Linked DNA regions of Homo sapiens: region 2 is linked to region 1. A link is a loop called in an ENCODE intact Hi-C map of the cell type or tissue named here. Cell type or tissue: dorsolateral prefrontal cortex. All regions are shown on one strand. Each heading gives the region's core, and the rest is flanking DNA. Links, peaks and the distances in the headings are about the cores only. Region 1 has its middle 15 kb from the start of PCBD1. Region 2 overlaps UNC5B (unc-5 netrin receptor B).

Region 1 (2,904 bases), core at 114-2,613:
TATGTCACTCTGAGCGATTTAGTCTCTCTGAGCCATAGTCTCTTTGTCTGTAAAAGGGGGAGATAATAGAATCGCCTTCGTGGGGCATTTGTGAGGATTAATTAAGACTGTGTGCAGAGTGTCTGGCACTTGGTAAGCTTTCCACACCTCCTCCCTCCACAGCTCAGGCTTAGCTAAGTCCACGTCCCCACTGCTTCTCCCCCAGACCCTCATCAAAGTTTCCTGCTGACGCCCTGCCTCACCCCTTCTCCCCCAGCTTCCTCCTCCACTCCCTGCCAGGGCAACCCTCCTGCAATGCCAATCTGAACCTGGCCATTCCTGGGCTTGAAATCTGTCAGTCCTGGTATGGCATGAAGTGAAAGAATGACATGCATAGGCTGGGCGCGGTGGCTCACGCCTGTAATCCCAGCACTTTGGGAGGCCGAGGCGGGAGGATCACGAGGTCAGGAGATCAAGACCATCCTGGCTAACGTGGTGAAACCCCGTCTGTACTAAAAATACAAAAAATTAGCCGGGGGTAGTAGCAGGTGCCTGTAGTCCCAGCTACTCGTGAGGCGTGAACCTGGGAGGTGGAGCTTGCAGTGAGCCGATATTGTGCCACTGCACTCCAGCCTGGGTGACAGAGAGAGACTCCATCTCAAAAAAAAAAAACAAGAAAAAACAATGGTGTGCACATTGTTCAGGTGTTATCATAGTAGTGCAAGCCTGTGTTTTTAAAGAGTCTCTCATTTTTAGAGATATACACTGAAATATTTAAATATAAAATGCTATGTGATTTGCTTCAGAATAATCTGAGGGTGGGAAGGAGTGGGCGGCCGAGACCAGCCTGGAAACTTCCTGGTGGAGCTGGCTGGTGCGTCTGTGGGGATCGTTATGCCAGTCTCCCTTCTTTGGTATGTTTAACAATTTCTATCTATAAAAGGTTTGTACAAATGTGGAGGGAGAATGGATGAGAAGCTGGTAGATCTCTGTTGGTGCCAGGTGCTGGGTACATGGGGGTCCATGAACTCTTCTCTGTACTTGGTGCCTATTTGATAGTTTTCATAAGAAATTTTTTTTTTGTTTTTTAAAAAGGAAATTCTGTCTGTTCTCCCTGCTGCACCAGAATGGAGTTCATGCATGTGGCTCCAGGGCCCCCCACGAGCCATGGCCAGTCACCCCAGCCCCTTGCACCCTGTGCTCTAGGATCCAGGACATAGCCAGCAACCAGACATGCCCGCGGTCACACCTCCATGCCGCTTGCTGTGCCCCCTCAGAGTGGCACACCTCACAACCCTGTCAGCCGAGAAGGCAACTTCTTCTCTTGCTTCAGCTTAAGAGTTGCCTCCTCTAGGGAGCTGGTCCTCATTTTCCTCCGGCCTCCCCCTAGGCAGAGCTGCCCACTGCCTCCTTGAAACCCCCACAATCCCTTCGGCCTGGGACACTGCGGACACAGGCTGCAAGGGGTGGGGCTCGTCTTAGTGCACCCAGGTCCCAGCACGGGGCCTGAAGCTCAGTACCTGTCCACTGAGGATTGAAAGGTCTCACCTAACTCAGGACTGAACCTTGACTGAGCCCCCCACAGAATGGGTCTCGTTTCCTGAGGTGGCCCTGCCCCCTTCTGGTGGACAGAAGTGTTGCAGGGAAGGCGGAAAGCAAGTTGGGCCAAGTCCAAGTCTACTTCCTTCATGGAGCAGAGCTGGGAACTGGGCTCCCCAGGGGAACCTACACAGAACCATGCAGAGCCTGTCGCCATGAGCCTCTCCAACCTCTTCAGTGCTCTCAGGTCTTCACTTAGAGGAGCACGCCACAACCTCGCAGACTGGCTGGCCTTTGCTCAGCCACCTTCTCTGCCCGGGTGCCCATCCGGGTCATCCCCCCCGCCCAATCTTGCCTCTGCCTGGCCAGCTCCTAATGAATCTTCAAGCTTACTCTAAGCACCCCCTCCAATGTGAGTGCTTCCCATGTGTAGAGTTGTTGTCACTCCACTGCAGCCTGGCCTCACGGCCTCTGTTAGAGCACTTGTCACCTGTAGCATTGGTGTGATCATCTCCTTCCCTAGATCAGAAGGTCCCTGAGAGAAGACACTGGTTCTCAGCATGGCAGGGACACACTAAGAACTGAAGTCATGTGTTGAGTCTCTACCACTATTGCCAAAAGCTCCTTCTGCCCTTCTCTGACGGGAAGGCAGTCTGGCCCATCAGAGAGGAAGAGGTGGCAGGTTCTGCCTCCCTAAGGAGGAAACTGGAACTTACCATTTCTGATGTCTAGACCTGTGCTGCCCAATAGGGTAGCCACTAGTGACTTGTGGCCACTAAGAACCTGAAATATGCCCTGTGACTGAGGAATTTATTTTGATATTTTATTTAATTTCAATTCATTTTAATTTACATTTAAACACTGATAAACAATTTGACATGTAAATCTACTTTTTCAACCATAAATTTTACGAAAAATAAATGCGGATCAAGTGTTTCCAATAAAAATTTAGTGTTCAAATTAAGGTGTGCCATAGGGTAAAATACATAGTGGATTCTGAAGACTTATATGAAAAAAGAGAATGTAACAGCTCAATTTTATATCAATTACTTGTTGAAATCATAACATTTTGGATATATTGGGATTAAATAACATGCAGTAAATTAAAAGCAATTTCATATATTTCTCTTTACTCTTTAAGAATGTAGCTATCTGGCCAGTCGCGGTGGCTCATGCCTGTAATCCCAGCACTTTGGGAGGCCAAGGTGGGTGGATCACCTGAGGTCGGGAGTTCGGGACCAGCCTGACCAACATGGAGAAACCCTGTCTCTACTAAAAATACAAAATTAGCCAGGGCTGGTGGCGCATGCCTGTAATCCCAGCTACTCAGGAGGCCTAGGCAGGAGAATCGCTGGAATGCAGGAGGCGGAGGTTGCAGTGAGCCGA
Region 2 (2,904 bases), core at 1-2,500, 380 kb before region 1:
CAAGAGTGGGGGTGAGGGGGCAGTGAGGGCCCAGGACAGGTTTGATCATAAACAGAAGAAGGGCAGTTCTACCTGGGTCCACGCCATAGTCGTGGCAGTGAGGCAGGGCCTTGGTGGGACTATAGCACTGGACACTGTACAGCTCTGGGGTTAAGAGCACCATTTGCCAGCTGGGTGGTCTTGGGAGGGGACTTACCACTCAGGGACTCAATTTCATCAACTGCAAGATGGAATTGAATAGCACCTACCCCATAGGGATCCATCGCGAGGATTACATGAGTTAGCATGTGTAAGGTGCCGAGAACAATGCTCAGAGGAAGTTGAGTTAAACTAACTAAATAGGTGCTAGCCAGGAGTATCTGTCTTCATCATTAACTCCTCCCAGCTCTGCTAGCCAGGAAGAAAAGCCTGGGAGGTGATACGAAGAAGGTCCCCGGGTCTGGCAGACCTGGGTCCAAACCCCAGCTCTGCCACTCACCAGCTGCCTCACCCTAGGTGGCCACTGGGCCCCTCCCAGCCCTGCTTCCTTGCTGTGGGATGGAATGGTAACATCCACTTTGCAGGGTTGTTGCAGAGACCAGCGTGCTAAGTGCCTAGCATATATGGGCCAGGGGTATTTGTCTGAGCCCACTACGCAGAGGAGGGTTTGGGCTGGGAGAGGCTGAATGATGAGTGCATGGTTTTGGGATCAGAGAGGGCTGATCCCAGGCTGGAAGTCAGGGTCCTGACTGCCCCAGCCGTCCACTCTGCTGGGCAAAGCTGAGATGCAGCTCTAATCCCTGGACCACCAGTGCAGGGAGTATGTCTGGAACATAGGTAAGGATGGCGAGAGAGGACAGCAATCCAAAGACTGTGGTTTCAGGAAGGGGTGATCAGCTCGTGGGGGAGAACACACTCACACACACGCATGATGGGATCCTTTCGCATCCAGAAAGCTGGGGCCTTGGGTTCTGGGTGGGGCAGGAGATAGAGACTGAGCTGGAGGTCTACCTAAGGAGCCCCTGAGTTCTGGGGATTTCTGCCTTAGCCACCCCATCCCGTGGGGTTATGCCTGTGGCAGACCCAGCTGGGATCTGGCATTGCTGCGTTCGACAGAGGTAACAGTTCTCTTCTCTGTGCTAAGCCTCGATCTCATCTGCGAAAGGGGCAGGGCTCTGGGAGACTAGCACCATGGCTGGTGGTAAATACCATGCCTGCCTGGCTTCTGCAGGCATGGCCACAGGGCCGTGCTCAGTGGTCCCTACGTCCCCGCTCACCTCGGCCACAGGCACCCCCTCCGGCGGGCGGCACTGCAGGAGAACCTCATGGTCCAGGGGCACCTCCTTGCCCAGAGGCTCCTGATCGAAGTTCTTGCGCAGGTCTGGGAGAAGCGAGAGGGTCCCAAGGCAGTCAGGTGCGGGCAGGATCAGAACCTGATGTGCTACACTGTAGCCACTGGGTGGCAGTGCAGACCCAGGGTACTGTTGATGGGCCCACCTGGCCTTTGCCTGGGAAATTTCCTCTTCTCCAAAGGAGGGGTCTCACTAGGCAGACTTGGGGGAACAGGGTTCCCTCCCTGACTCTGGGATCCTAAGCATATAGTGGCTCAGGATGGGGGAGGAAGCTGCCAGCTTCTTTTATACAGAAGTAGATGAAAAGAGGCCTAGGTTCTGGGTCTAGGAGCCCTCTCTGAGCTGGCATCCATGTGCTGGGATGTCTCTGCCGTGGGCATCCTCAGCCAGGGATGCTGGAGGAGGCCCCACAGATGTGAAGTTCCCTCTCCAGCATCCTCAGGGATGGGGAAGGTTCCTGCAGGGACAGGGTGGGGGTCAGGGTGGCGTACAGGCGATGCGGACGTAGGCTCGGCGACTCTTGGTGGTGCCCGCGGAGCTCCAGGCCACGCACTGGCACCAGTAATCCTCCAGCCCAAAGAGCTCCTCCACCTGCTGCCGCGACACCTCGATCTGCACCTCGCGCACCCGCAGGCCTGGGAGGAGAAGAGAGAGCCGTCAGGGGGCAGGGGCAAAGCAAGGATGTGAGGCACAGGACACCCCCGGCCTTCCACCTCGGATCCTGCTGGCACTCTTGCCCAAGTGCCTTTCCCTCCATTCCTCTTGTCTCCTGTCTCCACCCTGGCTCAAGCTTCATGGCCACTCACCTGCACATTGCAGTGGCTAACACAAGCCCTCTGCCCCACCAATGCATCTTCTACCTGGCAGCTAGTGTCATCTCCAAAATGCACAAGTGGTGTGTCATTCCCCCCGTTATGAGACCCTTCATGCGGGGTCTCAGTGGCCTGCAGGCGGGTAGGGTCATCCCCAGGAGTGGCTCTGAGCTGCACTGTGCATCCACCATCCCCATCCCACTGCAGCCTCACCGGGTGTCTTCCAGGCCCTCATGTTCCCTGGCTCTGCAGCCACGGGGCCCTTGCACATCAGTCCCCTGCCTGGAATCTTCTGTCTCCTCTGGGCCTGGTGGCCTCCCAGTCCCTGCCAGATTTCGGATCAGCCTCACTTCCCGAGGAAAGCCCCCTCCACCCTGCGCCTCCCCGACAGCTCTCCCAGCACTGCTCGGCACTCCCACCACTGTGCCCGGAAGTTCGTCTATGCAGCAGTCACTCCCCTACCCAGCTTCGTCTCCTCCCAGCACCCACCATTAGCTGGACTCAGATTATTTATGGACGCATTCATGTGTTAAATGTCTGTCTCCTGCAGGAGAACAAGATGGGGCTTTGTCCTGCTTGCTGCTGTGGCCCAGGGCTTGGCACAGAAAGGGGGCTCAGCACGTGCAGAGGTGGGATGCCTGCTCTCCCTGGTCACTACTCAGGCCCTGTGGGCCTGGAGCTGAGGAAGTCCCTCTCCCAGGGAGCCCCTGATCTCTCAATGGCTCCCCGGTCAGGGCCTGGGAAACTCCCTACATAACAGG

What was found. A loop is a pair of places that touch in the nucleus more often than their neighbours do. Peaks named below come from ENCODE experiments on the same cell type or tissue, not always from the same donor. Only the 100,000 strongest peaks of a DNase experiment are listed, where the experiment ranks them.
Region 2: it touches region 1 in a loop (6-fold over the local background); 57 of 110 quality-filtered maps call a loop at or near these places.

What each region holds. Positions count from the first base shown.
Region 1 is chr10:70,902,186-70,905,089 of GRCh38, reverse strand. No RefSeq gene overlaps it. Among named protein-coding and RNA genes, the nearest start is that of PCBD1, 15 kb to the right of the region's middle. RefSeq lists an enhancer at 928-1,476. In dorsolateral prefrontal cortex, for the core only: CTCF peaks have their summits at 1,387 and 1,587 (motif pointing left); a DNase peak (open chromatin) is centred at 1,609.
Region 2 is chr10:71,283,782-71,286,685 of GRCh38, reverse strand. UNC5B (unc-5 netrin receptor B) reads right to left here. Exons shown (of 17, transcript NM_170744.5): 3 at 1,823-1,966; 4 at 1,257-1,360. Among named protein-coding and RNA genes, the nearest start is that of SLC29A3, 34 kb to the left of the region's middle. RefSeq lists enhancers at 717-1,216, 1,213-1,282, 1,217-1,718. In dorsolateral prefrontal cortex, for the core only: CTCF peaks have their summits at 1,224 and 1,423 (motif pointing right); a DNase peak (open chromatin) is centred at 1,435; H3K27ac peaks cover 385 bases.